Linked DNA regions of Mus musculus: regions 1, 2, 3, 4, 5 and 6 are each linked to region 7. The links are chromatin loops, found by intact Hi-C in ENCODE. Cell type or tissue: heart. All regions are shown on one strand. Links, peaks and the distances in the headings refer to the core of each region. The heading gives the core; the rest is flanking DNA. Region 1 has its middle 57 kb from the start of Gm29684. Region 2 has its middle 18 kb from the start of Gm33230. Region 3 has its middle 24 kb from the start of Gm33230. Region 4 overlaps Gm29684 (predicted gene, 29684). Region 5 overlaps Cradd (CASP2 and RIPK1 domain containing adaptor with death domain). Region 6 has its middle 31 kb from the start of Gm40744. Region 7 holds the start of Cradd (CASP2 and RIPK1 domain containing adaptor with death domain).

Region 1 (4,463 bases), core at 200-4,199, 240 kb after region 7:
TCCGCAGGCCTTCAAATGCTCATGTCCTTCTGAAGGTGCTTTCTGCATGCAGCGGGCAAGCTGATATCCCCACCAGCCTCTTGAATGTGATTAACAGGAGCCTGACTTGAAGATAGATAAATTGCTGGCATGCTGACAAGGTCAGGTTTTGACTTTGTCTAATCATCAGAACACTGGGGTTATAAATTTGTAAGATAATAAATAACACCAAGACTGCATCGTTAGCTAAGTCAGCCAGCCAATATTTTTGTAGCAGGGTATGCTGACATAGCTATCTGACTGAGAAGGCATACTGAACTTTTCTCTCAGGCGCATTCTCAAGTACAGGAGCTAGCTCTTTTGCAGTCATCTGTCTGTCTGTCTGTCTGTTAAGAATTTTCCTTCTGTTCTCTCTTTCTTTTTAGACAGGGCCTCGCTATGCAGCACCCATGGGCCGGAATCTCACTTTATAGTCCAGACTGGCCGTTAATTCGTTGAGATCTACCTCCCTCTGACTCCCAAATGCTGGGATGGAAAGTGTACAGCATCGTGCTTTGTCACATTTTGAACCTGAATACAACCTTGTTGGGGAAAATCATTATAGCAAGGTGAAAACATTCAAGGTTGGAGATAATACCAAAAGTGTCGACCGACTGGCGAGATGGCTCATCGGCTGAGATCACTGACTGCTCTTCCAGAGGTCCCGAGTTCAGTTCCTAGTAACCACATGGTGGCTCATAGCCATCTGTAATGAAATCTGACGCCCTCTTCTGGTGGGTCTGAAGAAAGCGACAGTGTACTCACATAATTTTTTTTTTCTTAAGTGTTGATGGAATGAATGTGGGGGGGTCCCTGAAAAAAAATCATACCTCATCGGCTGCCTCTCACAGGAGAGAAGTATGTGCTCTGGAGCCCAACACTAGATTTCCATAGAGGCCATACTCTGTCCTAAGCAGGGATCGAGCCCAGTAAGAATGAGACAGCCTATCCTAGGAGACAGAGGACTCCTCTGATGTCTGCCTTTGGCCTGAGACTTCCCATCAGTCTTGGCAAACCTCTGCTGGATTGTACAGTAGTCTATAATGCTCCTGTCTGGTGTTTCTCCCCGATTGGCTTCTTGGGGTTGCGGTTTGACTGTGCTTACTTATTAAAGTTTGCCCTGGCATCTGTTTTTCAAATGCCCCAGATGAGCACCATGAACAAGCCCTGCTGAAATCCCAACACAACAGAGAAGTAGACTCAAGGTGGGGTTCTAGAAAACCAGAGAGCTGATAGTTACCCAGGCATGATCAGTGAAGGAGTGGGATGCAGGGTTTCCCCACGTTAGACAAGGAGCAACAGCAGGGAGCATTTTCTGGAATCTAGAGGCTTGGGGAATGGATTGCTTTATAGGAGTTAGAGAGTTTCCATAAGGATTGTAGTGAAGTGGAAACGTAAGAGTTCTTCGGAAAGTCGGTTGGATGGTGTTTTGCTGGGGCAAACATGTGAAGGAATGTTTAGCTGAAGTGGACACATGAAAAAGAACGTTCTGCTAAAGCAAGAAGGTGAAAGGACATATGATGAAGGATTCCTCACTAGCAAAGCATGTATTGGTCCACCTTCCTTTGTGTAGTTGAGCTGCATTTGTCAAGACTCCATAGAGAGAAACATGCCGAAAAACTTTGGGTGGTGTGCTGCAGTTTCTTGCCAATTCCAAGGACTTGGGCTGATTGGCAGAGTGGTGTCAGCTGAGACAGACACATGTGCTGAGGCGAGACCTGTGGAGGACACATATTTGCAGGGAGTATAAAAAGGACTCAATGGACAGTGATGGAGGCTGAGCTAGGCTTGCTTATAGAGCTAGCTGTGCAATGCTTGTTGGTCTTGTGTCTCCACTGTCTTCACTGATCTTCACTTTGCTGAGAGAGGCACAGCCAAGAACTTCTGCCATCCCTCCTACTGACTTGTGCCAAGGCTGAGGCCTGGCTGTCTCTGCTAGGTCATGCCACCGCTGCTGATTCCTGTTTGCTAACTCTAACTTTACTGAACTGGTCTGCTGGTGTCTCAGTTAAAGTGCCTGTGAGTGGATCAGGCTGCTGTAGCTAACCTGTGAACAGAACTGTCAATTTCCAGACGACACAGATGGGAGTTGCTCCAAAGAACCCCTCTAAACAGGTCCACTGCCTTTGTATCCTTTCTTTTCCACTGCCTATGGTGGGTTGGTGGGTTGAAAGGGAGGTTAAAGCATTTAATAACCATCATTAAAAATAGACTTTGAAAAAATTAGAGTTATACGGTAACCATAGGCAGGTTCCCAGGTAACAGGAACTCAGCACTCTAAATTCACTAGTCTGCCCCCACCCAATCCGAAGCTTACTGGTGTTGAACTCAATTGGAAACCGAGGGGTTTGTGGGCATGTTGAAAGCTCGTGTGTGTCCCACACAGGGAGGATGAGAGTGGCAGGACTGAGAGGAGATGTCTCCAGACAAAAGCCAGAAACCAGCTTTGGTGTGGTGGCAGCGAGCCTTCTGCCTAGGTTTGCCAGAAGCAACAATCCTAAAAGAAAATAGCAAGTCAGCAAACCAACGAGCAGTTTCCTTCCAAGGATCTGCTGCTTCAGGGCCGAAGCGCGTCTGTCAGCCATGGTTACACTGAGCCCTCTGCATCTCTTAGCCTCAAACTCCCCCAAGTGGCAGCTTCATCCTCCAGCTAGTCCACCTGATCCCTTCTGAGTGCTGTACTCGGCGTAGTCAGAGACAGGACAGCCATCTGTCCTGTCAGGCTTCACGCAGGAGGGAGAAAACCTCTCCAGAACATCTCGGAAGATTCTTATTAACAGCCATGGTTGTGAGAAGAGAATGCTGAACAAGCCCTGGGTTCTGCTGGAAAGGGAGGAGCCTGCTACACATTCCCCCCTTTCTTTCTTGGCGGAATCTTTTTATGAAGTCCAGGCTGGCTCTGAGTGTACCCTGCCTTCTCTGTGCTGGTTTAGAGGCATATGCACCCTACCCCACCCACTTCATTTAACTTCAAACTACAAACTGAGTTAGCTCCCTGATGCATACGTCGGATTACTACATCATTCTTCTCTTCGTAGAACCCTGCCACCCTGGCATACAGTCAGTACCATTGTTCTGGAACCCCAGTGAGACACCCCAGTCTCCCTCCTCTGCCGACTCCCTATCTGTCTTTATAATACACAGTCACGCCCTTCCCACGGCCGTTCACTTTGTGGGTTCTTTCATGACCTTGGTATGGAGAGCCCTGCATCATTGGCCTTCCTCAGCTTGTTGTAGGAAATACCACATGCATGTGACATCCCGGGAGCCTTCCCATGGCCTGCTGTGTGCTCCATGACAGCTTGTGTTTGTCTGTAGGGCTTCTGTGAATCCCAATAACCTGTCTTCTAAATAGTCTCTCCTGGTTTCTAGGATGGAAGGAGGAGCCTGTACTTATTGAAGGCATGGCTGGAAGCCTGGGTCAGCACTCAGCTTCTAGCAATCAGGCAGCCTGGGATGGACTCTTCTTGGCTTTGTTGTTGTTTTCTAGTGACCCTAGGCAAGTTATTTAACTCCCCTGCGTATCTGTGTCCCCACGCGTCAGTAGGAACCTAATATTAACAACCTAATGGGATTTATGATGAACGTCAAGCAAGGTGACTTATGTAAAGTACTTAGCAGAGCGCCTGGTACAGGGTCATTGCACAGTGAGTATTTGCAGACTGAATGGTGATGAGATAAAATATGTTTAAACAGAACTGAGTCTTTTCCACTATTCTGGAGTGCCACATTATGCCCTAATATACTTGCCCGGATAGAGGTCTGTCAAGGCCAATCTTTTCTATGTGACTGGGAAGGGGAAAAACGTAGCTGTCTGCTGATCTCCTAGCACCGTTACCAACTGTGATGCTGCTCAGATCTGCCACTACAGATTGAGCCTCTCAACTGTGCCAGCAATTAACCAATACTTACTAAGCAGAAAGGCAGGTTTGAGAGCAAGGGACTCGCTTCCTGCCACACACACTTCAGTCTCATCCATTAGTCAGCATATAAACAGCAAATACATTAGCCTTCAAAAGAACCTCGGAGGATGGGTGGCACTTACTCAAGAGGAACAGGAAGAAAGAAAGATTACCCAGATAATGGGAAGAAAAGAGAAGTGGGAGCTCAATCAATAGAGGAGGGCAGTGTGGGCACATCGGTGAGTGGCAGCAGAGTCTTGCAAGAAGAAAGTCTTGGATAGCTTCCTTAAAAAAAAAAAAAAAAGGTGAACTACCTTAAATTAATGTTTTGTCACAGAAGTATAGAACCAGGAAGGAATTTTAAATCCTCTTGTTTGAAGAAACTGGAGCTCAGAAAGGGAGTTTTGACCAAAGTCACCTCATTGGTCGACACCCCCAGATTTCTCTTGCCTTAGGCTGTACATTTCCTTTACTAAAGCGGCTCTTGAAGAGTTTAGACTATTCGGCTTCTTAAAGCGACACTGAGGTAGCTTATTAGGAAAG
Region 2 (4,000 bases), core at 1-4,000, 72 kb before region 7:
TGTCCTTACTCAGATCCCAGCTCTTTACATATTCCAGCCCATGAACACACTTGTTGACAGGCTTGGTCCCCATCAGTGGACGGTTAGGTTGTCTCTGCCCTCACAAACAACAGTGTATTAAAGCCTCTGGGCTTATGAATGTTCTGTGTGTTTATGGGCACAAACACACGGAGTAAATCCCTGCCCCTGGAACTTTTTTGGTGACGGGGTACTCACATGGGACATGTTAGAAGGTTTTCAAAGGCGGGTAGTCCTAGCAATATTTCAGACATAAATAAGTTATTATCTTTCACATCTCCAGCCTTTACCAGGCTTTCTTGAAAACAGTTAATATTTAAATGACACATTTGTTACCGAGAGCAAATCAGCTTGTGTTAAGTTGCTAATTAAGTGTCTTTAAAGTTAAATTTCAAGTCCCAAACAGAGGTCTCTGGAGTGTGCAATTCTCTGCCAGGGCCTTTAGAAACTAGCAAGAAGCCAGCCGTGACAAACTCATCCCAGTCTCCAGGGACATCAACGGCTGTGGCATGTGGCTCTGGAAAACTAGCTGCTTTGAGAAACTCTAGGGTGGGATTGGGAAGGGGTTTGTTTCATGTGTAAGAGTGTTGTCACCAATTAATTCACTTCAGAAACACTGACTAAACACAACCATAGCAAAAGTTTCTCCTCCCCCTGCCTTTCTTTGTACCAGCCTCCCGACACCAGATGGGAGCCCGGTTCTAGGAACCACAAAATTAATTTCCTGCCACTGAAAGGTGATCCAGCAAGGGGATTAGCTTTGCCTGAGGGTGGCTATACACTATATCTAGATCTTGCCCCCAAAGGGATATTTGGCTTGCTTGTGAGTTTAGTGGCTCAAAGCGTTCCACCTGCACCAAACGGTCCATTTAGCTCCTCACTTGAGTTTTCTAGGTAGAAACATTACAGATGAAACCAGGTTCCAATGGATGAGTCAAGTTTTAGAACTTGGGATTCAAGCTGCTATTAAATTGCATTATCGGCAATCCTAGTAGCACTGCCCCCTCCCCCATAGCCTTTTAGATTATAGTCAACCTTGAGGGTGGGGGTTGTGTAGAGTGTTGACAGTTGTCATAATTCCTCAAATAACCACTTGACTGAAAAAAATGGCTATTTTAAAAGCAAACTCCCTCACTCTCAAAACTCAAAGACAGTCACATTGGGATGGGGGGGGGGGTGTCTGGGTGGCATCCAAGAGGAAAACAAAGAAAAACAAACAGCAAAACTCAAACCAAACCAGTTAAAACAAAAAGAAACTTCCCATTCTAGGTCCAAAATTGTGCTTTCAGATAGAGGAGACAAATCAACAGGGCTGAGGAACCTGCTAATAAAAGCCTCTGATTTCAAACCAGTGTCCAGTAATACAGGAGGGGCACATTGGAAGAGTGAGGGAGGCGAAATGATGTCCTGAAATAGAATGGTCCTCTCAACGGTCAGGAAGCACCTGGGGACTTACTTGCTTAGAAATTCAGACAGAAATTGTTTCTGCAATTAGTGGGAAATGAGGCTTCTAAGCGCCAACGCCTTTAATATTTTCATGCCTTTATCTGCCTTTTCCATCAACGTGAATTACAGTGACAATGCATTCAAGTTAATAATACCAAATGTAACTTGGGTTGCAAGGGTGGGGCAGATGATGTCAAGCTAGGAAGGACACTTAGACTGGACACTTGGCTTTAACTCCGAATCTCCCTTTCCTGCTTTGCCCAGAGCCTGCACACCCAGCCTGCGGGGCTTTCATTTTTACAGCTCCTTTCAAGATTCTGTTTAAAAGTCGAAAAGTGAAACAAAGATGTTTTAATTGTTACAACGTCTACCACCTCTTTTAATTTTTTTCTTTTTTCTTTCTTAACATCCATAAAGACTTTAGTCCAGGGGTTCTCACCCTTCCTAATGCTGAGACCCTTTAATACAGTTCCTCATATTGTGGTGACTCCCCCCCAACCATAAAATTATTTTTGTTGCTACTTTATAGCTGCAATTTTGCTACTGTTATGAATCACAATATAAATAACTGGTATGCAGGATATGTGGTATGGGACCCTATGAAAGGGTCACTTTCGTCCCACCCCGCAAGGGGTCACCACCACAGGTTGAGAAACACCTGCTTTAGAAGCTATTCTTTTCCAAAGTCCTTTACTAGCAACTGACCAGGGTTCTTTTTTTCTTTTTCTTTTTCTTTTTTTTACTTATTCACTTTACTCCCACTTACTGCCCCCCTTCTTGTCACCCCCTCCCACAATCCTTTCCCCTTCTCCTCTGAGTGAGTGGGGACACCCCCGTGTCCCCCACCCCCCTATGACAAGGGTTCTTACTAGGATTTTTCCTCTCCCTAAGAAGTGTTCCAACTCGTGTTTCTTTAGATACAATCGTTTTCCTTTGGCACTCTATCATGAAGGCAGTTGGTTTGCTTGAGAACTCTGTTGTTTCAGCACTTTAGAATGTGAATCCACAGTCACTGGGTTGCTAGAAAAAGATGTCATGAATCAGTTTTGAGCACTAGAACGCTGGTAGTTAAGGGGAGGGCTTGAACTTGCATACCATTGATCTTTGCGTTTTAAATAAGAGTTAAAAAAAAAAAAAAGTCCTGTGGTTATGTAAGCGGTCCTTGAGGCAGGTTTGACTACATTTTCTTCAAATGTCAAATTGAATAATCCAGTCAGAAGCACGGGGTCCCAAGTCTTGTCAGCAGTTCTGAAAGTTAAGATTTATTGCGACTTCTTTCATTGCCTGGGCTTTATTACTTTTGAAAAATATGTGACGGTATTACCCTTGGATTTACTGGGGTTCTTAAGGTCTTGTCAAAAATGAAACAAGTCCTCTCTGTGGTAGGAATCGCCCGTAAGCACGGTGGTGAGGGGAAACTTTGCCTTGAGAATCTCACTCTTAAAAACAAACTACGCTCAGCCCTTTCTTTTTGCCAGTAGTCATTTATTTTACCGATTCTGAGCCAATGGTCAACTTCGGGGATACTTCACATAGTTCAACAAACTGTATGAGCTGCTTTTCAAAACACGGCTTGCATTTCCTGCCCCTCATCCCGTTTAGAAACCTGATGGAGTGTTTCTGAAGACACGTCCCTAAAACTTGAGAGGGAAGCTCGATTCTTTCCACCATTCTTTGTGGTCCAGAGGCCAGCTCTGAAGTGGGCTCCTTACCGACGACTCCAATGCACCTTGAAAGGCAGGAGCTGAGCGAGGCTCACGTTTCCTGCCTGTGCGCGCCTCTCCGCTTGGAATGTTTTTCTGCCAACTGAAAGTAGAGCTTGATCCTCCTCCTCTTCTCCTAGATTAAGCCTGCTTTCACTCCTTTGAAATTAGTTTGGTTCCTGACCAGAAATGCCTAAAAGAAAGAAAGAGAGAGAGGCAGAGAGACAGACAGAGACAGAGACAGACAGAGACAGAGACAGAGAGAGACAGAGGAGAGAGAGAGGCAGAGAGACAGAGACAGAGAGAAGAGAGAGACAGAGACAGAGGAGGGAGAGAGAGAGAGAGAGAGAGAGAGAGAGAGAGAGAGAGAGAGAGAGAGAGAGAGAGAGAAACCAAAGCTCCCAAACCAAACCAAACCACAGCCTCTAGTCTTTCTTTCTGCTATTTTGGACTTAATCAAATAGCATCTACTTTCTCCTTGCTTTTCCTCTCCCCCCACACCCTTTCTTCCCCCTACCCACCCCCCTTCTTCCTTTTCCTCCTATCCGGTAACTTATTTCTTGAGCTCTGGGGTTTTCTCTGTAAGAGGGTATATGTAAGCATGCATGCATGCAGGGGCCAGCAAGTCAACCACTGGTCACTGCTCCTCAGGTACTGTCCCTTGGTATTTGAGACAGGTTACCTCTAGGGTCAGGGGCTCTCTGATTTGCCAGGCTGGCTGGTCAGTGAACCCAAGGAGTGAATCCTTATGCGTGGCTTTCCCCTGCATTCCGGGGGGGGGGGGGGGCATTGATTGAGAGCTCAGGGCCTCATGACTGCACGGCAAGTACTTT
Region 3 (4,372 bases), core at 1-4,000, 66 kb before region 7:
CCTGTCTGGTCTACATAGTAAGTTTCAGGCCAGCCTGGGCTATGTAGTAAGACTCTGTCAAAGAAATGAAATGAAAATTAAACAAACAAACAAAAAAACCCAACACATCTAAAATTTGCATATCGTGCTATGTATCTTTTGTCCTCTAGATCTTCCTTCCTTCCTTCCTCCCTTCCTCCCTCCCTCCCTCCCTCCCTCCTTCCTTCCCCCCCTACTCCTCTCTCTAGACAAGGTTTCTCTGTTATAGTCCTGGCTGTCCTGGAAACCACTCTGTAGACCAGGCTAGTCTGGATCCACCTGCCTCTTCCTCCCAAGTGCTGGAATTAAAGGCGTGGCTAGATTGTATTTTCTGAGAATTCATTGCTCTTAGCTTGTGCTCATTCTCTTGGCATTTTTTTTTAATTGATTTGGGAGACTTTATATATTCAGCATAATAACGCTTTTATGGGTTAGTAGAAGTTGCACTTGCTGGCCCTGCCCGTTTTCAGCACTGTGCCCCTAAACCTGACCCAACCACTGTCATGCTTTTTAAAAAAAAAAAAAATTATTAGATATTTTCTTAATTTACACTGTCTTCATGCTTTACAGTGGTGGCTTCCATGTCAATTCCCACTCGGGCCTGATTTAGCGATATCATTTTTTCCTTACCGTGAGGTCCTACAATCATTCTGTGAATATGTAGAATATGGATTTCCTTTTCTCTTTCTTTCCAGATGGAGAAGCGCCTGACCTAGTATGATTCACTGAACAGCCGTGTGTTTTCCCTGCTGGCTTTTTCCACGGGCATGTGTTTGTCATGCCCTTGACGGTGCCCTGTGCTGGGTTAGCCAATGCCATGGCTTTAGGATAAGCCTTTTGGTCTAGTGTGGCCAGGTGCCTTTCTGTTATCTTAGTGATTTCTGGTTCTTGATTCTTTAGTATGAACGTAAGAACTAACTTGCCAGATACCACAGGGGAAACTGTAGATGTTAACTGTAGTTTCAATGCGGTTGTATTTACTGGAAAGTATTGCCCATGTTGTGTCTTGTCATTTACCTCTCTGTGTTGTGGGTCGATCTAACTTGACTCCATCTCAGTCACCCTTTGTTATGCCTGTCTGCGAATTCCCCACAGTTTTACTGCTATTATTAATGGACACTTTTTAAAAGTTATGCCCTTAGTTATCTGTATGTACATGATAATACATAATAATGTCACTGTTAATTTGGCGATATTAATTTTTATCTAGGTACCTTGCTGAACTCTTAAATGGTTCTAAGAGTTCACACGAGGAGTCTGGATTTAAAGAAACACGATGAACAGTTTTATTGTAAGTTCCCCGCAAACTTTTGAATCTGAGCTTCCATTTACTGTTTTGTATATATGCAGGGTTAAAAAAAATAAACATGGATACCCATTCTTGGTACATTATAAAGTATCTTTATTCATTAACTTTTTTTCCCCCTTCCCTTCTCCCTTTTGCTCTGGCCCCACTCGCTCTGGGCCCCCGCATTAACTTTATTATTATTATTATTATTATTATTACTAACTCTCATTCCTTCTTCTATTAATTGTCATGGAAAATTTAAAAGTTGACAACGAAAATTTTAAATATGTAATAAAAATTTAAATCTTTGAAAAATTAGGAACCTCACATTGCTGATGACCTAATTAGCATGTGGCTTTCTAGTCACGTGAGTGTGTGACTGTGGACTGAGACACAGGACAACTTATAAATCTAGGGATACAATAAGAAAGAATAATAAGGGGGCTGGAGAGATGGCTCAGCGGTTAAGAGCACTGACTGCTCTGCTCTTCCGAAGATCCTGAGTTCAAATCCCAGCAACCACATGGTGGCTCACAACCATCTGTAATGAGATCTGGCGCCCTCCTCTGGTGTGTCTGAAGACAGCTACAGTGTACTTACATGTAATAAATAAATAAATTATAAAAAAATCTTTAAAAAAAAAGAAAGAATGATAAGAATACTGCTAGCACATCTATGCATGTGTGTGTGTGCATGCGCTTGCACACACACACCATTTGTTAATATGTAAAATCATGTGAGATATATGTTATTGACATGAAGAAAACATGAAAATGAAAAATCAAATTTGGGAAGTTACTCTATATTTTGAGTAACTATGGGCGCTTCTGATTGTCTACTGGTCATGCCCATGAATCTATTCCTAACTAGAGTCTCAGGATAGATGATAGGCCTGTAAGAGATCGTGGAGGGATTATTTCAGGGAATGGACATCTCTGATAGATGCTCAGTTCCCAGGACAGCGTAGGCCCCCACCAGATCTTTAATCTGGAAACTAGGAACAGGCTTCCCTAACAAGGTGTGAGCAGCGGTGACAGTGAGGAGAGGAGCCCATGAAATCTGGAGGCCCATACTACTCATAGCCAGGGTGTCAGCCAGTCCTCTCATTGAAACAGGAAACGTCTAACACTAGCTCCTCCTGAAGGGAGTCTCTCAAGGGCCTGGCTGGTCGCATTGGAGGGGCTTGTGTTTCCACGGGTGTTCAAACTTCGTTGGAGTGAGGTCCAGGATGTGGTCTGAACCAAGAGGCTCTCGCCAGGCTCTTTGGTTCTCCACCACTGAATCTACTTGGTCGAAGACCCGAGTCATAGCTCTTCTCCCAAGCTATGCAAATAAACAGTGTGTCCTATTTTTAGGACGTCATTGCTAACAAAAATAGCTCGAAACCCAGACATTTGAATGTCAGCAGACTTCAGCTTTAAGACGCTATCCTGTGGCAGCCATGCCGGGCGATGCTGACATTTTCTCGGGGGTCGTTGTTTGATCTTCCAGCATACTCACTGTTGTCGTTTCTGTTTCCATTTAGGAAAACCAAGGCTCGGAAATGTTAGGTGACCCGCCCCAAGTCAGCCTTTCACAAGCAGAGCCCAGGGTGCTCTGTGAGTCACCAGCCGGACATCACAGCTCTCGATTTCGAACATATTTCCTTCCCACCTCGCCACATTCCATCTTGACACTGGTAACGGGATGTTGTTATTACATGGGACTCGGTCCAGTTTCCTGAAAGGAATTTAGTTGCTACATTAGATTCGAGTTACATAATCAGGAAATCACTTATCCTTCTTAGCGTCTTATTTGCTTTATTAAAAAAGCCATTGGAGGGGCTGGAAAGACGGTTCCGCAGTCAAGAGCACTGGCTGCTCTTCCAGAGGACCAGGCTTAATTCCCAACGCTCACATGACAGCCCACACCTGTCTGTAAATCCAGTTCCAGGGGATCTGACACCCTCACATAGACATACACCCTCACGTAGGCAAAACACCAGTGCACATAAAGTAAAAAACAGTTATATATATATATATTTTTTTTTTTTTTTAAAAAAGAAACCCATTTGTAAAGAAAGAGAAAGTGGAAAGGAAAGAAGAAGGAAAAGAAAAGAAGAGTAGGAGAAGAAGAAGAGGAGGCATCAAATTTCTGTTCATTAAGCTCATTTCATTGCGTTCTTTTTTACAGAGAGACTCAAGACATTTTTTCCAACATAGCATCATCTGTGGCAATTGCTTGGCAATTTAAAGGGCTCCCAGGAACTGCATGGAACAGTCTTAGGACATGCAATCAAACCCATCAGACTCTGGGCAAGCTCCACCAGAAGAGAGGCTGCCTGCCCCTCGCCGATTGCTTTAACCCAAGTTAAAACCAAGCTTGGGATCCCATGCTTGCTGAGATGATTGACGGCTGTCATAGGAGAAACTACATCTGGGAAATTTCTCGCCAGGATCTACTGATCTCACGTCGATGGAATATGGAGAACAAATGTTGGTTTGGTTTGCCAAGCAAAAGCACAGCGAGCACCCAGCATCCCTGTGAATGTAACACACATAGTTTCAGTTTGGCATCTCTCCGCTGGAGTGTGGTACTGTTTCCTGATGAGGTTCCGTTGGCTGCAAAAGCTTCAGTTACTTTGTGGCATGGTGGAAGAAGAATGCCTCACTGAATGCCTGCACCCGGGCTTGGCTCAAACAGCTCAGGAAACCTTACCTGTTCAAGGCTCAATTTCCAAACACTTCCTTTTCTTCCTGTTCTTCTGAACTGGAAGATTCTTAAAAAAAAAAAAAAAAAAAAAACAACTAAAATTGGATTTCGGTCACTGTTGTTCCAGGACAGATGGGAATGTGATAATACTGTCCTTGCATGGATAGGGTGTAGGTATATATGAAAGAAGGCATGCCTCTTTAAAAATTCAATATGCCAGTGATCTGCATTTTTATCCTCTAGAACAACAGCAAAAGGCGTTGTCCAATCTAATATTTATATGCTTGAAAGTTCTCAAATGATCACATATCAAAATTAGCTATAGTGACTATAATTAAAAGCAGTCTCAGCTGGGTGTGCTGGCACGGGGCTGTG
Region 4 (4,463 bases), core at 287-4,286, 180 kb after region 7:
TAGAGATTTTGTTCACCATGGATTTTAGAAACTAAGTTTTACTTAAATGATTTACATTAAAATATTATTTGATTCCTGAATTGATTTGGCACCCCAGGCTGTATCTCCTTTGTCTCTTTGTCTCACTCTACCGGCCCTACAGCAAGAAACTACTGAGAGGCCAGCCTGTGCAAGCTGGCCACAGTGCTCCCAGCTGCCTGCCTTCTCTGACTCTTGTGCTCACTGTTCTGTTCCCCCAGGTCTTCCAGGAAGCCTGACTGATCAGAATGGCCCAGAGAGAACAGGTGAGTACCCAAGTGGGTACAGGGACAAGACACCCTTGCTTGCTTTTTTGCCAGAGGGGTCAATGATGCTACAGTAGACTGGCTCTTGCCCTACTGCTTTGAGTGAATTAGCATAACGAAGCTCTTTTCTGGGAAGGGGACTCTTCAGGACCTAACTTCCATGGATCCCCCCTCATCAGCCTTTAGGGAAACAGAAGGAACATTTTGATCAAGGTTTTTCTTAGAAAAGCCCTCCGTGGACCTGTTATGGGAAATGAAGCTGGTTTTGTTTTCTTTGATTAATCACAGTGCCCTGTTTCCAAAAGCAAATGTGGCCTTGCGTCCTCCTAGGCACAGGCTGTGCTGTGAAGGAGAGGGCTTGAAGCTGTCCCCAGGACCCACGCAGCCTTGTTTTCTTCATCCTGTACGCTCTGCGGAGTTCAGGTTACTCCCTTTTTTCCTTTGTGATTTCTGCCCAGTAGAACCAGATCTTTAAAGATTTCTTTACAGTTCCTTGAAAGCTGGAGTGGAGAAGCCAGCTGTGAATTATATAACAGCAAGGTCATTTTTTAAAGCAACAGTGGCTTCCTATATAGGCAAGGGGTATTTCCCAGCCAGTTTCTAAGTATAAAGAAAAGCCTATGAATTTTGTGAAGAAAAATCAAGGAGATTCTATCTACGGTCCCACCCCTACTGTCCTCTCTCACTACTTTGGTCAGGAAAAGATAATTCCTAAGATGATGGTGGGGGGGGGTGGTTGGGGGGGCGTGTATGGGGAGGGCGGGATGGGGATGGGGAGTGTGGGTGCAAGTGGTTATGACAAGATGACCAAAACAACTACTAAAGCAACCAAAAGCCTCCCAAAGCCTTTTTGAAGAAAGACGGGGGTGGGGGTGGGGATTTTGTTCTCTTTCTTCAGGTGGACAGAGAGCCATTATTCTTGTTCAAAGTCACAATAAAAGCAGAGAAGAGGGGGAGAAAGCTGTCTAAAGTATATCTTTGTTTTCACTTAAGAGTCAGGGAGCTTTATAAATAGCCAGCCTGGCTTTTTCTTTCAGGGGAGCCCCACGCTTCAATTTAAGCTCTGCAGAAGCCTCAGCTGCTTTCCTTTCTTTGTCTGTAGACTAAACATCCCTCCGAAGTGCAGCCCCCTCTCTGGCATCACCCAGGGGCCCTGCTCCTTGACTCTAGATAGTGATTTTTCAATGAAGGGCAATTTTGCCTTCTAAGAGGACATTCTGCAACATCTGGTGTGTGTGTGTGTGTGTGTGTGTGTGTCTGTCTGTCTGTCTGTCTGTCTGTCTGTGTCCTGTCTCCAAAAGCAAACATGGATTGTCAGAAGGAGCATAGCTTATGCAGTGAAGGACAGTGCTTGAAGCACAGTCCCCAGTATCCTCTCAGCCCTGTCATCAGAGACCTGCTCTTCAGCCTGCACCTTCCAGGTAGTTCAGGTTAGTCTTTTTTTCTTTGTGTTTTTCTGCCAGTAGGAACATGCTGCCAGCATGTTAGTAGAAGTAGACTAGGGATGCTTACATATGACCCCCAACACACAAATGGATTGTTGAAAATGCATGTAGTGCTGACCCTGAGAAACCTCGGTCCACACCATGCCAGGAAATCGAGTGGAAACTCTCAGCTTTGAGGATTGCTAAGAATCAGGCTGCCTTGCAGCAGGCTTGGCCTCTCTCCAACGGCTGCTGTGAGAGAGTCAAAGCTGCTGTAGGAAATGCCCTCTGGCTGTGGTCAAGGGTCCCCCGTGGAGTTGACTATGGGGACACACAGCAAGCACATCGTCTGGACCTGGTGTTTTATAATTTATAGTCACAGGGCGCCTGTCTCCATTTAGCAGCAAGCCACCTGGCAACTGTCCTGCCAGGGAGGAAGCAGTTATGCAGAGGCCTACAGCCCCAGTCAGCTGACAGCCCGTGGTATATGGAGATGGGAGTGCTCAGAGGCACCTGGAAATAGACCCGACATAGATGGCTGAGCACGAGGTACCCCTTCAGACCCATCCGTCAGCAGCAGGCCCTGCCAGAGGATGGCCTATTGAACATTTCCAGGAATAGCACCAGGAGCCTGTCAACTGCTTTCTTGGAAATACACTCAATAAGGATGGCTGTCCTCCAGCCGGCAGAGCAGAAAGCCTGGCCTGGACCAGAAATGGCAGCTCCTGGAGGCAGCCTTCCTTAGGACCTTGAGAATGGGGCATCTGTTCTTTTGGGCTGCTTGTGGAACTTCCATCAGTTGCTGGAGTCACTCAGGGTGGAAAGGGACGTTGAGATGGCCTGCAGAGGCTCCAGGTCCAGCTTCCTTCAGACAGCTTGGTGCCCTTCACACGCATAAAAATATCAACAGGCAGGAAGGTGACAGGTTAGATGACAAGCTCTTGTCAGCAGTGAGAATTCACATCGCCTGGCAGTGAACACCTACACACCTTCTCTTATAAATTTCACCCCTAAGGACACCCAAAGGAGCTCCAGAAAGGGGGTTCTTTCTTTAAAGCCCCCATCTTCCAGTCATTCTGAGAATATATCAAATATATAGCAAAAATGAAAGAAAAAGCTTACAATTTAATTGACTCACTCCTACTATATGCAAATCAACCTTTTCTTTCAGGGAGGCCTGATGTGTCTGTTGGCATTTGGCTAACCTGGAACCTCCCTTGACCTTTGGTTCAGGAAGGGCACATGTGGTGTGGTTGGACTCAAAGAGCTCCTACAGACCCAGGCATGGGTGTCCTGCATGAACAAGAGACCCCAAACTCTCTGGAACATTCAGGAAATATTGTTCAATCCTATTTTTTTTTCAATCCTATCTTTTGAATTGTGAGAGAATTATAAAGTTTATCATAGAGCATTTTATCTTGAAGGGCTACAAGAAAACATTTGATGCCTACACAGAGCCACCATGAGCTGGGGATCACAGTGCCAGATACTGAAATTAGACTTGTTTTAGATAAACAAGAAATTGCTTTTTGACGCATGTCCCAAATATTTGCCATTTAGTCCAAACTCAGATGAACTGGGCATTGTTTGTTTTGTTAAATCTGGCCATCCATTTGGGGAGGAAGAGTGGGCTACTTATTAAGTTATGATGGGAAACATAAAGAAAAAAAGTTAATAGAAAAACATTTCAGGCAATCAAGGAGGAAGGAGAAGGGTATTGAGAGAGAGGGAAAAAGAGAGAGAGACTGGAAAGAAGCAGAGACAGGCAGAGTGAGAGAAATAGAGCACTGAGGAGAGAGAGATGGGGAGGAGAGTCTCTGTGGAGGATATGAAGGATCTGGGAAATGATGTCTGCACAGGGTGCCATCTCCCTGGGATGTGCTCATGGGTTGGCTAGCCCCTGCTCCTGCATCTTCTGATGTACTTGTCTGGCAAAACTCACAGTGGCTGCCAGAGAGACATGAGTCTCCAAGCTGCAACTGCACCATTTATATCCATATTACCACAGATTGGGTTGTTCAAGATACTGACCTCCTGAAATGGAGTCCTACAAATCAGACCAGGCCTGAATGGCACCCCCGAACCCAATAAAAAGTGAGTTCCCCTACCACACGGAGACTCATAAGCAGAGCCTCTCTCTGTCTGAGCTGGTCTCTGTTTTACCCATAAGGAAAGGGACTTTGAGTGGCAGTTCCCTTCTTAGCCCTGATCTGTATTTCTCTACTAAAGCCTGCCTATTCTTAAATCACTGGAGTCGTTTCTACGGTGGCCCCATTTAAGAGTTCCCAGATATTTGTCTGAGTCATCTGCTGGGTGGAGCTTCTCAAAGGACATCTTGCTCCTGTCTGCAAGCATAACAGAGTATCCTTAATAGGCTTAGGAGTTAGTGCTTGCCCCTGGGACAGGTCTCAAGTAGGGCTGGTTATTGGTTGGGCATTCCCTCAGTCTCTCCTCCATTCCCCATGCCTGTATTACATGTAAACAGGATTCATTTTAGGTTGAAAATTTTGTGGGTGGGTTGATGTCCCTATCTCTCCAAAGGGGTTCCTGTCTGGCTACAGAAGGTGGCCTTTTCCGGTTCCATATCACCAATGTTGTGAGTCACAGCTAAAGTCACCCTACACTGCTTCTTGGGCATATCCCTCATCCCAGGTCTCTGTCTTGTCCTAGAGATGCCCTGCACCTCCTCACTCTGGTCAGTTGCAGATTTCCATTCATTTTCATGGCCATCTCTCCTGTCTTTCCCCACACCTGA
Region 5 (4,463 bases), core at 200-4,199, 110 kb after region 7:
AGTGCAACCCACAACCTTCCCCCTTTTTGTTCAATACAAAGGCTTCCTTTGTTCAGATCTAGATTGAGCACAACCATAACAATCATGTAAATACAGTGTATGACAGTGCACTTACCATCCAGCCTACCATATTTGTCCTCACATATTCTTCAGTCACATGCAGAAACACTGGAAGGAGCATAGTACACTACTCTGCTTCTATTTTTAGAAAGATGAGACCTCGGGCTGGAGAGATGGCTCAGTGGTTAAGAACACTGACTGTTCTTCCAGAGGTCCTGAGTTCAATTCCCAGCAACCACATGGTGGCTCACAATCATCTGTAATGGGAGGGATCCGATGCCCTGTTTCGGTGTGTCTGAAGAGATCAACAGTATACTCGCATACATAAAATAAATAAATCTTTAAAAGAAAAAAAAAAAAAAAGAAAGATGAGTCCTCTATTGAAAATATACATGCCCAGACACCTTTGAAAGTTATTTTCAATTGGCAAATTATTCTGGGTGCTTTCTCCATGAGAAGGAGTTTTAAAATGTGTATTTGTTAAGCTTAGCGTTGTTAGGAGTAATGAGGCTACATCTCACAAGTATAAGTGGGATGTGCTCTGCTAGTCCTGCAAGTAACTAAGATGACTCTGTTATCTGATTTTCATTTTCTTTAACATCAAATTGAAAATAAAAACTGTGTCCACTCCAGCAGGTCCTGAATGTGAGTCGCCCCTAGCTATAAATGGCCCACTATGTGATCTCTATTTTCCTCAGCTTATTGGTTCCTTGACTGGCGGGCTAGATCTCAAAGAGATAAGGCTTTCTGGGCTCAAGTTGCTCACTGCAGTCACATGACTTGTCTGAAACCAGAGTTCTCACCGTCCACGGTGGACTTGTTGTTGTTGTTGTTGTTTTGTTTTGATTTATATTGGTCACTCATTGCAAGCCAGAGTTATCTGGGAAGGGAAACCCAGATTAAGAAAATGCCTCCAGCCGCGCATGGTGGCGCACACCTTTAATCCCAGCACTCGGGAGGCAAAGGCAGGAGGATTTCTGAGTTTAAGGCCAGCCTGGTCTACAAAGTGAGTTCCAGGACAGCCAGGGCTATACAGAGAAACCCTGTCTCGAGAAACCCTGTCTCGAGAAACCCAAAAAAAAAAAAAAAAAAAAAAGAAGAAGAAGAAAGAAAGAAAGAAAGAAAGAAAGAAAGAAAGAGAAAATGCCTCTATCAGATTAACCTGTGGGAAAGTCCGTGGGTCATTTTCTTGATTAATGGTTGATGTGGGAGGGCCCAGGTGACTATGGGTGGTGACACCCCTGGGCAGGTGGTCCTGGGCAAGCCAGTAAGCCGGATTCCTTTCTGACCTCTGCTTCAGTTCCTGCCTCTAGGTTCCTACCTAGAGTCCCTGCCCTGGCTTCCCTCAGTGATGAAAGTATCCTGAGAACCGAAAGGTGAAACGGGCCTTTCCTCCTCACTGTGTCTCGTCACACTGACGGCAACCTGAGAAAATAAGGACATTGTTTTACTCTCAGCATCGTGTGTGGAGTCAGAGGAGGCAGGACATGTGAGGACACTGAGAACCATGGGAACTGGGCCTTGTCATTGACCCCATGAGACTGAAGACTCGCTTTCCTGCAGCCTCCCTTCACAGCGGAGGCCACGGCTCTCCACTCCTTCCTTCTGTGGCTTCCTTGTATGTCAGAGACCACGGTGGCCATTCCTTTTTATTTTTCTACCCAGCCCCTGTTGTCCAATCCCTGTGTCAACAGAGAGTGTCCTTTCTTCCCAGAAGTGCCTCAGTACTTTTCCAGGAAGCTGCGTGTTCCCTCCAAGCCGAAGCTGAGCAATGCCTGGCGTGGTCATTTGTTTTCAGAGTCGCTGGCTTGTCACTAGAGTCAGCTAGAAAGTGCGAGGTGCCTGCTCAGGCCAAGGCCAGCACTGCTTTCCCCAGACTCACTGAGTGTGCGCAGCCTCGATACAGCAGGCCCTACGCTAGTCAGAAAGAATTGGAAAATGGGTGAGGCCGGTTACTTGTTGGTAATTTGAGACAGAAAGAACTGATTGGCTTGGGAAATTATAGAAAATGACTAAGGCACACAGCCAAAATTAAAATATCAAGTACACATTTTACTTTAAAAAAAAAAGGTTTTAAACTTTAAAGTATACCACCAGTTCCTAGGGATAAGGATGGAGGTCGGTGGGAGGGAGGAGGGAGACTGAGAGGCCAGCCTGAGCTGGTCAGAGGAGCTCCGTGGATTACCTCGTGTCCTTGCTAGCTCCCAGCTGGAAAACAGCATTGGATTGCCCACATTATGTCAGATGCCTCGGTGAACTTGGCTAAAACTCTGTATCTTCAGCATTCTAGACAGGAAGGAATTTTGTAGGAGAGATGTTTATAGAAAATAATACTGTAGAAAGACAAAGCCAAGATAGTCCAAGTTATTATATTGTCGTTGTCGTCGTCGTTGTTGTTGTTATTGTTATCTCTTTCACAAATCCCGTGTGGGGCTTTCTAAGTAGAGATCTTACAGTAAATAAAAGTAGTCGGAACTGTTTGGAAGGAACACCCTGAGCCTGAGCCTGCGCCGCTTCCTGTCTCCCCCACCGCTCTGTGGCTCTGCCCTCTACTGGAGTTTTCTTTGAAGAGTCATAAGCAGCTGGAGATGGATGCTGCCCGAGCGAAGGATGTTGTGGAAGCTGACCCAAGGCCACAGAGTTGTAGCCCATTTGAGGAACACTTTACGACTGCGGCTCCTGTAGAGCTCCTCTGGTTAGACAGTGCGCAGGATCCCTCCCAGGAACCAATGGCACTCCTGTCTCCTCCTCATCTCCCAGAAGCAAAGAGGTCAGCTCGAAGTACAGCTCCGCCAGGCGTGGCCTAAATACTGTGTGGGGGTTCACTTTGGCTCATCTGGAATTTCATGCTACCATATCCTGACTTCGAGTCTCTGCTTCTTTGGAAATAGTGAGGGCTTCACCCATTCTTTTTCTAGTTATTCAGAAAAATGAAATCTGTGGTTTAGTTCACCAACTGTCTTTTAGTCAAGAGATACTTGTGCCAGAAAAAAATCAAAGTACTTGAAGTTTGAAAAAGCAATGTGGTTTGTCAGGCTTAGTCACTATCTTTAACTTTACCCTGACCATATTGGCTCTTAGGTTCCAAATTTTGGCTAGAAGTGAATTTCTTATGATAAGAATGATATCCTGAATGGAAAGAGGTCAATTAACAGTAATTATTATCAGCAGCTCCTCAAATAAAAAGCATTGAATACATTCTATGTACATTCATGCACACACCCTCACTAGTCCTACAAATAACTGATCATAGCTTTCCTCTTCCGCCACTTCCTCCTCCTCCTCCTCCTCCTCCTCCTCCTCCCCCATCTCTGTCTTTATTCAAACATGGGGATCCCAGCTACCATAGGAACTTTTTGGAGAGGACTTATAAAATACAATGTTATATGAATAGATTTTCGTCGTTATGGAAACTAATATGGAAATCCTCCGAAAACTAAAACAATGTGGCCCCACTATTGGGAAATGAAATAGGTGGGTTGAGCAGATGTCTGCATTCACAGTGTCATTCTGAATAGCCAAGAGATGAAACTGACTTTAGAGACTGTCAGATGAATGGATAAAGGATGCACATACACACATTGTTAAGAGATGTAAGCCAGGCACAGAAAGATGACTGTCTCATGATTCCGCTAATATGTGAAATAGAGATCATAGAAGCCAGAGTAGAATGGTGGATACTGGGGGCCAGGAAGAGGGCTATGCTGGGAAGATACTGGTCCAACGATACAAAGTTTCTGAGAGACAAGAGGACACAGCATGGTGTTTAATAGTTAACAATGCAACATTTATTTTAAAACTTCAGAGAACAGACTTCAAATGTTAACACCACAAAACTATAAGTATGTGAGGTGATATTCAATGAATACATTTATTAGACTATAGTATTTTCTTGTAATTCTATTGTTATTTTATATTAATAATAAAAATTAATATTATGTTATTTCAAAATAGAAAGAGAGAGGAAAGTAATGCTGGTAGTTTTTTCTGTCTCAAGGCTAACTTCAGAAACAAATGAGACTTTCACTCAGACTGGTTGAATTTCTTCACTTATCTTTGTTTCTCTGCGTTAATTTGTAATAGTTTGAGATTCTGATAAGAAGTTTAATTTTAGATTAGAAATACTCATGAGAATCCTAAGATGCTGCTAACCACATGTAAGTTGGCACAGTTTTTCAAAACATTTCTCACTCTATGCTTCCCTGGAAAAGCTTAGAGAATAGTTCCTATTTGAAGAACGGACTGCCGGAGGGGTAGCCTGGTGTCACAGTGAAAGACTCAAGGGGGGTAGCCTGGTGTCACTCAAGATAAAATACAGAATTCAGGGACCTGGGCCTTAGAAATCATGGGGAGAAAAGGAAAGAGAAACTTGCAGAAAGGAGGCGAGAGGATGCTGGAGGCTC
Region 6 (4,463 bases), core at 290-4,289, 330 kb after region 7:
GCCCAGCAGTCTCAGGGGAGGGAAAAGTGCGCCCACGGTGATAACTGAGGCCTTAGCAGGGATGAGCAGGCCACCAAGGAGGCCGCGGGAAGAGCATATGGGTGAGGAAAGGTCCAGTTAGGGCTTGGTTAAAGAAGGGGAACGAGACTGCCGCCATCGTGAAATGAGCAGAGAGCAGGCGGCCAAGGCCGGCAGGGCAGACCACGAAGGCAACAGGAAAGACGCTGCCCGCTATAGGAGCGCACAGGAGGAGCAGTGGTCTGAACCCCTTATTCAGAGCTCTGCCTGCAGTTGCAGGTAGAGGTGATGACCTGAGCCTCTGCCTTCTTCTGCCTTCATTGTTCTGAGAATGACACAGGCAGGGCCACAGAGAGCCCACCTGCCTGCTCTGGGACTACAGATAACATGGATGGTGGAGGCAAACTTCTCTGTCTTAGTGAGGCTAACAAGCATACTGGACTTGTCTTAATCTTTTTTTTTTTCTTTCTAACTATCCAGGACCCAGTCCTGATTGCTGAGTAGATATTTCCTTGGAACTGAAGCATATGCCCACCTCCACCCCAACTCGAACAGAGGCTTGTTAAGGAAATAAACAAAACTTCTGAGTTTCAAGAAGCTATGGAAATTCACAAGAGGGGCCCTCCCTTCCCAACACCATATAAGGAGTGACACTTTTTTTAAAAAAGATTTATTTATTTATTATATGTAAGTACACTGTAGCTGTCTTCAGACACTCCATAAGAGGGAGTCAGATCTCATTACGGATGGTTGTGAGCCACCATGTGGTTGCTGGGATTTGAACTCAGGACCTTCAAAAGAACAGTCAGTGCTCTTAAGCGCTAAGCCATCTTTCCAACCCGAGCAGTGACACTTACTGGAGGTAGGAGGCCGGGGGAGGGGAGATGGGACTGGAGCCCAGCCAACCTGGGTCACACACACCGGAGAGTTGTGCAGAAAGCTCTGGGGATTATGTGGTTAGCAGTTTGGGGATAAGCTTTTTCAGCAGTGCCACAAGCCTTTGTGTCACCAAGTAGCCCTAATAAATTCACTGGCTCACCACAGTAGAATTGTTCCTTTGGTCTGCCGTGGATGTCCTATCTGGGTCAATAGACATTTCTTCATGTCTCCCCAGAACACACTAATTCTTAATTTCACCTGTTCTTAAAGGCCCAGACCCAGAATCATCCCTTTGTAACACCTCTCAGCCAGCAGCCTTCCTCCTTGGTCTCTAAGGTCCTTCCTGCATCCTTGGTACCTGCATCCTGATACCTGCTCGGCAAGCACTGAGAAACAGCTGCAGCACCCAGATGGGCATCTTGTTTTTAGAGCGTGTTAAGCCTCACAGGCAATGAGTGATGTGAATTCAACATGCAAAATGGCTGGTGCTCAGCCCAGGAGTGTGGTGCAAAGCTGGAAACAGAGTCTAGCCACACTCTGCCTCTGGCTTCACCTAGAGAAGGGCTATGCGGAGAGCAAAAACTCGCAACTTCCTTTGTTAAGTTTGCAACCCAAGAGGGAGGGGAGGCAGAAAAGAGTCCTGGCTGAGGTTCAGGTAAGGCTTGTTGTCATCCCCACCCCCACCCCATTCTGCCTCTCCTCTCTGGCTGTCATCTCAGGCATAGCTCACTCTTATCCCTACAAATATCTCTTCAGTTATCTCCTTTCCCACAAGTTACTTCACCCAAACCAGCAAGCCAGCCCGCTTTCCCAAGCCAGGTCCCTGGCATCCAGAATGTGCCTAATAAAAACACATGTTGTAAAACTAAATGAATGAATGAATGACTTTTTTTCATGCAAAGAAGAACGAGCAAATCAAATGGGGGAGGGGCCGGAGGCTCCCAGATTTTAAAAGAATGTATTGCATTGATAGATTAGATTTTCTCTCTCTCTCTCTCTCTCTCTCTCTCTCTCTCTCTCTCTCTCTCTCTCTCTCTCTCTCTCTGTGTGTGTGTGTGTGTGTGTGTGTGTGTGTGTGTGTATGAAGCCCGGCAGGACTCTCCATTCCGAACAAGCTTTCTTTAACTGGTTTCTCAGTGGGGTAACCTCTCATTTCCCAGGAGCACCAAGAAAGGCAAATCAATATTCACTTAAGATAGCAATGTGCCCTAGAACCACAGGGGCCAAAGGGGTAGAACATCTCAAGACCGCGTCCAAGGTCAAACATAAGTGTGTCCGGAATTATCTCAGTGTAATGAGCCAGCTGGCCCCTGGTGCTTCACAAGACGGCTGGGTAAAGATTCGGGCTGGCCTCAGGCCTTGGCCCAGCAGGGAGCTGAGACGGGGGAAGGGCGCCCTCTGCCGAGGGTGAAGAAAAATACAACCTGGCAGTTGGTGAGCCCTATGCCTAGATTTCACTTCTAGAGGGCCATTTAAAACAAAAAACAAAAAAAACCTCAACCAGAGATCAAGCCAAGGAGCTGTTCCTCACAAGCCCTCTCTTAGCCCCTTCCCTTCAGCCCGGTGGCTAATTGCAGTCCTTGATCCCAAGGAGACAGTGTCCCCCCACTCCTGAGGCCTTCGTTTCTAAGAAAAAGACGGCCGATTATTACTTTTTTTGTTCCCTATTACCTTCCTCATCTTGGGCTCTAGAGCTCCGGAGCTAGGGGTCTTGGTCCTGAGAAAGATCTCAGACACTTTTGAGTAGGAGGGAACTCAGACACACCCTAAAGCCACACACACACACACACACACACACACACACACACACACACACACACACGTCAGTTGCCTGTCTATAAAACTGCGAGGCTGTATTCGACAGTCGGGAGGTTCCAACTCTCGTGGTGCCTGCCTGGTGTCCTATTTTAGACCCAGAATGCGTCCGTCCGCAGAGAGAGAACAGCGGCTAATGAGGGATCGTGAACCAACAGAAACAATGGCTGGGGACCACCTAAGCACTTTCCTCCCCCAGGGAAGGTAGAAATGGCTTTCTAAGGACCTGCGTCTCTTTATTGAATCTTGAGTGACACCTAGTGGTCCACCCGCCTCACCGTTGCCGAGGCTTCTGCTCAGAGGAGCTTTAAGTAAACTGGAGCTCATCTTTGCCTTCAAAGACCTGGGGAATCAAAGACAGCCTCGCTGAAGGTTTCTAGCACTTCCCCGCAAGCATTGTCCTACGTGATTCCGAAAGAAACGCTCTTATCTGGAGAGCTTGCTCAACTGGCACATCGTTCTAGCAGCGAATGTGTTAAGCTAGACGCTCTCCTAGGTACTGGGAACACAGATGTCCCAGTCTAGGCTCCTGCTCTCTAGAAACAGCCTAGGTTGGTGCAGAAAATGGACCCGGGTTTGGGGGAGTGTTTTATTTAAAAAACACCATAGTCCACTGGAAAAATGGAGTGTGTGTGTGTGATTTGTGGATGGAGGAGAGCAGTCACCACTTGAGCTGGGTCCTGGAGGTCAAGTAGCGTGACAGAATAAAAGTGGATTGACAGCCCACAATGTACACATCCTTCCACTCCGTTGTTCAAACAATGAACTTGAGGGCTGCTGGGAAGAGAATCTGTGGGTGTGGTTAAGATCCCCGGGTCTGCCAATCTTAAAAATCTAAAGCTTGTCCAAGGCAGGCCTCGCCCAATCAGCTGAACACTTTAAAGGGACTGGAATGTTCCTGGCAGAAGAGATTGGAGACTCAAAAGGACTCTTGTGGAGTTTTCTCTGATTGGTTGTTCATTAGGAATTTGGCTAGCCGGGAGAGAGCTGAGAGCCAAACTGTGAGAAAGTGAGTTCTGACAGTGGCCAGGGCGCTGGGAGAGAAGCCAAAGCTTGCTTTGCGAAAAACCAAGTCCCAGCTGACGCCTGAGTTTAGCTTTGCAACACCACAGAGAGAGGACTCAGGCTGTCTGTGCTGGTCTATAAAACTATGATTAACCAATTGGAGGGGATTTAAGCTGATAGCTATGCAATGTGTTCAGAAGCCACAGAAAAATGGAGGGGGTTGGCCACTTGGAGAACAAAAGCCATCTGGCCAGCAGGACCATGCAGGCAGACGACAAAGGAAAACGTAGCATTGAGAACAGGCTTTGGATGGGAGGCACAGTGTCCTTGGACAGACTGATGGCTCCCTGTACCCCTGTGTTCACAGCGTAAAATGGAGTCGTCAGTGGTTTAAACCTAGAGTTAGTGGTGTGCCTGCATAGACAGGGCTCGATACAGCTCAGGAACTATCAAGTGGTCAGAAGATGTTAGGCAACTCTAGTTGTAGCTCTTAATCCACAGACAAAGCACTGGGCTGAGAGGCCTTGGTCATGGGTTGGTTTTTTGTTTTGTTTTGTTTTGTTTTGTTTACTGGGATAGGGGGCATCTAAGACTATATATCCCTGACCCTACCTTTGTTCTTACTAAATCAGACTCTATAAGTAAGGCCCAAGGACCTGAACTCACAAAGAGCTTCCAGAACGAGAGGGTGTAACTGCACCATTGCAGTAGTTATACATCAGTAAGCAGCTGGTAGAATACAGAAA
Region 7 (4,463 bases), core at 190-4,189:
ACATCTATGAGACCCCTTAGAACTTGTGATTTCCCCAGGCCATGTGCTTCTGCTCTGCTTTTCTTCCTTATCCTTCTCCCCTGTGTCCTCTCCCTCTTCCATTTTTCTCTTTCTTTTTCTGCTCCTTTCACTCTACCTTCCCTTTTATCTGCCCAATCATCAGCTCTCCTTTATTTTACACTTTAAGGTGGGAAGCAGGTTTACAGGAAATCACCTGAGTGCTGACTCATTCCTTGTTCACAACCCCTCACAGGAGAACAGAGTGAACATCAAATATAATTAGCCCCAGGGCTATCCACAGCAAATCTGTTTTAATCTTCTGTCTCCTCCTTCTCTGGCTCATTCTGTATTTACCTGTGTCTAGCTTGTCCTCTCTCTGCAAACTGTCCGGGTAAAATTGTCCTCTTTCCTTCTTCACGGCTTCCTTTCCTCTCTCCTCTTGTGAGAGTTGGGCATATCCAATTCTGTCCAGTCTTTCTCTGATTCGTCACTTTGCCACTCAACTAGATATCACTTTCAAACATGGGTGCTTCATTTTTACAAAGTAACTTTACCTCCACTGTTTGGGATTAAGGACCTGTTTGTATTCCAGCAAGAGGGACTGAAGCTGTGTGCTAAGGGCTGAGCCACACCACAACTAGAAACAGATTTTTTTTTTCAATAAATAAGAAAATCTTGGGGTTCATAGTGTGATCAAGTATCCGGCAAAGTAGGAAGATTCCCTCCTCTGAGCTAAAGGTTTAACTCTCCTCTTCCTATAGTTGTGTATTTCAGTATGTTTTTGTTTTTTCTCCTGGCCCCTGCTACTGAAATAAAAATTCTGAGATTCAAACCTATTTACAAATACCTAGTTCATTAACTTTGCCTGTTCCTTGACTCACAAGAAACATTAGCTCATAAATTAATTACCCCATTATTCTATTCTAAATCCTGCCATATGACTGGTTACCTGGTCCTCAGGTTTTTGCTTTGGTCTCCATCAGCATTCTGGGGTCATTCTCTCACCTGTCTCTGTCCCAACATATTCTCTCTCTCTCTCTCTCTCTCTCTCTCTCTCTGCTGGATGTCCCACCTTTTAACTTCATGCCTAAGCTCATTGGCCAATCAGCTTTTTATTGACAGGTCAATGTTTTTATACAGTGCACAAGAGATTTATCTCTATACTCATTTGGATGATCACCGAAGCTGTTGTTGACAGTTATTCACCTTTTATTGTTTTCCTTTTTTTAAAGACCAATGATTCTAGAGCTAAAGATAATGAAGGACCCTCTGTGTAGCTCAAGCTTGTGCAAGGAGGTGACAGTTGGGTGATTCACTAGCAATATTTTGACTGCCATTAGAAGAATAGAGTCAATCATACATGGTTGTGTGGTGTACTGGAAAGAGCAGGAGATCAGAGGGACTTGGTTAGAATTTAGGTTTTACTCTGTATTGGCTGTGAGATTTTGGATGATACAATTGACTTTCCTGCTTCTCTAGACTGCAATGATTTGAAATGCTAAAAAGAATTCCTACCACTTACATAAAAACACTGTCAGTAAGACAGCTAGTGCCTGCATAGAAACCCTGGAGTATATTAGCATTGTAAGTTTGCACATACAGTTGAAAGGTGTTGAGGAAGGAGATTTATAAGTGTCTACTGATATGTTTATAGATATTTTATTTTCAACTGGAGGTACTGGTAGAAATATTCTTTTTCTATTGTCAAAAAATTTTTTTAGCACACACATCCTTTTTGTTACATGTCACCCAACTAATTAATGAGTTTATTAATTGTTTTATTTTATGAAGTAATTTGTGCATGTAGGTGTATATTACTGGGAGTTGAACTCAGGGCTTAACTGCTAGATTAACTTTTGACTAGCTTATTATAGTCAGGCTCTCATGGAGTTTTTTCTGTTAAGATTCAACAATTCATTTACTCTTTCACTTAGATAACGTAGATCACCTGTTCTCAACCTGTGGCTCTGTAACAACCCTTTCACAGTGGCAGTGTAAGACTTATCAGAAAACACAGATGTTTACACTAGGATTTATAACATAGCAAAATTAGTTATGAAGTAGCAACAAAAATAATTTTATGGTTGGGGGACACCATATTACAAGGTCAAAGCATTAGGAAGATTGAGAACTACTGCCTTAGAGTTTTTAAACCACTCTCTCTCTTTTTTAATGTAGGAGAGTGTGCCTCTTTTCCCACAGCAAACATGGCGGAACAAACTTCAACCTGACGTCTTGCGCCCTCAACAAAGATGGCTACAGCACTTCCTGCTCTTGCCTTTAACAAAGATGGTCGCAATACTTCCTGTCTAGGACTTTTGCCCTCAACAAAGATGGTCTTTATGGTACAGGTTCCCTAGCAGTCTGGATTCCGGTTGTAGTTTTAGTTATTCTTTTTTTTTTTTTTTTTAAACGGTACGTGGTCGCAGACGTAAGTAAGATGACTCCATCTTCTCTCGCTGTCCCCGCGCCGTGGCGACATCGCCCCTGCGCGGCTCTCCCGGGGGCTGGACCGGGGTTCGGGTGGCGGTGCCGGGGGTCGGTTTCCTCCGAGAGGACAGTCTGCGGCTTCATTTACCGTGAAAATCGTCGGTAGCTCTAACTGTGCCACAACCACGGCTTTCAGCTGCCGAGACAGGGAACTTTTTACAAGTTCCAAATGGAAACACGCTGCCAAAACAAAACAAAACAAAACGGTCACCCACGCCCTCCTCACCTGCCACCTCCCGATTTGGCGGAAGATCGCGAGCAAGGCTGGGATCCGACGTCCCGCTTGTGTGGGCTGAGGGTGGCAGAAGCCCCGCCCGCCACCCTTGCTCCCCTTGCCTTCATTGCCACCGCAAGCCACCCCGCAGCACACTAGCGACCTGAGCTCATTCAGTGTCCCATGCATGCGTGCTCACGGCCCTACTGCGACCCACATTCCGAATTCTTGTGAGGCTTATCGGTAAAGGCACACAAACACTCATTTTCTTGAGGGTGCTTGTCCTTTCTTTGAATGCTCTATAAACTTCTTTCCTCCGGACTGTCTTCTATTGCTGGTCAGGGTCTATAAATAAATGTCCCTGGTGCTTTTTAGCAGTTTCTAAAGCGTGGGTGCTGGACTAACTCTGGCAAAGCAATATTGAAATCCACTATTTTCTAGCATTTAATTTTATATAATAATATAAATAGATTAATAAATCTGTAATCCTTAGGGATTGCATTTTAAGTAAGGGATCAGATCTGTTTTCTGTTGGCTCTCTTACTGCACAAGGAATTGAAATAGGGCCCCATTATCGTGAGAAGCAGAGGTAGAAACATCCATAATGAGTGTCGTTCATTATGCCGGGAAGTGTTTGAAATATCCGTGGTTTGGCTTAACAGCCGCTTAGGAAACACCGTGGCTCAGCAGCCTCTTAAGATATAAAGACCTGACTGATTTTTGAGGTGCTCATTAATGAGTTTGCAGCAATACACTGACTTTGGGGGGGGGGGTGTCCATCAGCATTCCTGAAACCTAGGTGCTCATTTTGGCTCTTTCCAGGAAGAAATGGAAGCCAGAGACAAGCAGGTACTCCGCTCCCTGCGTCTGGAGCTGGGTGCCGAGGTACTGGTGGAAGGACTGGTTCTTCAGTACCTTTACCAGGAAGGAATTTTGACAGAAAACCACATTCAAGAAATCAAAGCTCAAACCACAGGCCTCCGGAAGACAATGCTGTTGCTGGACATCCTGCCTTCCAGGGGCCCCAAAGCTTTTGACACCTTCCTCGATTCCCTCCAGGAATTTCCCTGGGTAAGAGAGAAGCTGGAGAAGGCGAGAGAGGAAGTCACAGCCGAGCTGCCTACAGGTAGGCCCCAAAGAGATCCCCTCAAAACAGCTCTGGAAGTGTTGCAACCATGCCCAGTGGATTGGAATTTGGTCTTTTAGGAGGGACCAGGGCCACGAGCATGGGCAACGGTTTGGATGCAGAGGGCATGGCGTCGGAGGGTCAAGACGAGGAGGCGGTGTTAGGAAACTCGAGGAAGGAAGGGAACATGAACCCTGAGGCTGAGGGGTTAAGGAGGGAACTGAGAGTACAATTTAGACATGCTTCCAGGGGAACTTGGCAAGTCACATGGGAGGCTTGTTCTCATCGGAGAGCCAGGTCAATCTGAGCCCTTTGGCAACAGGAACCGTTTGGAAAGCGCAGATGGGAATGCAGGCTTTGGCCTACTGATAACTGATTTGTGGGGTGCCAAGCTGCCAGCTGGAGGAGGTCAGATCATGGGAGACAGCCTCTAGGAAGGCATGTCCTGCACCTGTCCCCACAGCCAGCCTCCAAGGCCAAGGGGATTATTTTGAAGCCTGCCTTTAGTTTGTTTTTAAAGGCTGTTGGTGTAAAGTGGCCCTTTAAAATTCAGCTCTGTGCAGACACCTGGGGAATTTTATTTTGCAAGGGCAGTAATTTGGGGGTGCGAGGGGGGGGCGGATCTTATTTTGA

Evidence for each region. Peaks named below come from ENCODE experiments on the same cell type or tissue, not always from the same donor. Only the 100,000 strongest peaks of a DNase experiment are listed, where the experiment ranks them.
Region 1: it touches region 7 in a loop (2.5-fold over the local background); 4 of 42 quality-filtered maps call a loop at or near these places.
Region 2: a loop joins it to region 7, with 2.7 times the contacts of the local background. A loop is called at or near these places in 8 of 42 quality-filtered maps.
Region 3: it touches region 7 in a loop (4-fold over the local background); 8 of 42 quality-filtered maps call a loop at or near these places.
Region 4: it touches region 7 in a loop (5-fold over the local background); 7 of 42 quality-filtered maps call a loop at or near these places.
Region 5: a loop joins it to region 7, with 2.4 times the contacts of the local background. A loop is called at or near these places in 6 of 42 quality-filtered maps.
Region 6: a loop joins it to region 7, with 4 times the contacts of the local background. A loop is called at or near these places in 13 of 42 quality-filtered maps.

Annotation. Positions count from the first base shown.
Region 1 is chr10:95,086,517-95,090,979 of GRCm38, reverse strand. No RefSeq gene overlaps it. Among named protein-coding and RNA genes, the nearest start is that of Gm29684, 57 kb to the left of the region's middle. In heart, for the core only: CTCF peaks have their summits at 770 (motif pointing left) and 2,660; no DNase peak of the experiment used is centred there; H3K27me3 peaks cover 378 bases.
Region 2 is chr10:95,394,160-95,398,159 of GRCm38, reverse strand. It overlaps a transcript of Socs2 not described here. Among named protein-coding and RNA genes, the nearest start is that of Gm33230, 18 kb to the left of the region's middle. In heart, for the core only: a CTCF peak has its summit at 2,079; a DNase peak (open chromatin) is centred at 1,569; H3K4me3 peaks cover 693 bases; H3K27ac peaks cover 519 bases; H3K27me3 peaks cover 210 bases.
Region 3 is chr10:95,387,502-95,391,873 of GRCm38, reverse strand. It overlaps a transcript of Socs2 not described here. Among named protein-coding and RNA genes, the nearest start is that of Gm33230, 24 kb to the left of the region's middle. In heart, for the core only: a CTCF peak has its summit at 1,868 (motif pointing left); DNase peaks (open chromatin) are centred at 2,493 and 2,933; H3K27ac peaks cover 776 bases.
Region 4 is chr10:95,140,826-95,145,288 of GRCm38, reverse strand. It overlaps Gm29684 (predicted gene, 29684), which reads left to right. Exons shown (of 4, transcript NR_131146.1): 2 at 240-284. Among named protein-coding and RNA genes, the nearest start is that of Gm29684, 2.8 kb to the left of the region's middle. In heart, for the core only: no CTCF peak of the experiment used is centred there; DNase peaks (open chromatin) are centred at 358, 2,228 and 4,028; H3K27ac peaks cover 3,757 bases.
Region 5 is chr10:95,216,292-95,220,754 of GRCm38, reverse strand. All of the region lies in intron 2 of Cradd (CASP2 and RIPK1 domain containing adaptor with death domain), which reads left to right. Among named protein-coding and RNA genes, the nearest start is that of Gm29684, 73 kb to the right of the region's middle. In heart, for the core only: a CTCF peak has its summit at 2,612 (motif pointing left); DNase peaks (open chromatin) are centred at 1,864 and 2,614; H3K27ac peaks cover 306 bases.
Region 6 is chr10:94,990,157-94,994,619 of GRCm38, reverse strand. No RefSeq gene overlaps it. Among named protein-coding and RNA genes, the nearest start is that of Gm40744, 31 kb to the right of the region's middle. In heart, for the core only: CTCF peaks have their summits at 2,295 and 2,972 (motif pointing left); DNase peaks (open chromatin) are centred at 2,289, 2,949 and 3,629; H3K4me3 peaks cover 1,586 bases; H3K27ac peaks cover 1,619 bases.
Region 7 is chr10:95,321,953-95,326,415 of GRCm38, reverse strand. Cradd (CASP2 and RIPK1 domain containing adaptor with death domain) reads left to right here and starts at 2,707. Exons shown (of 3, transcript NM_001330138.1): 1 at 2,707-2,947; 2 at 3,527-3,830. The coding sequence starts at 3,533. In heart, for the core only: a CTCF peak has its summit at 2,510; DNase peaks (open chromatin) are centred at 2,405, 2,785 and 4,165; H3K4me3 peaks cover 1,363 bases; H3K27ac peaks cover 2,298 bases.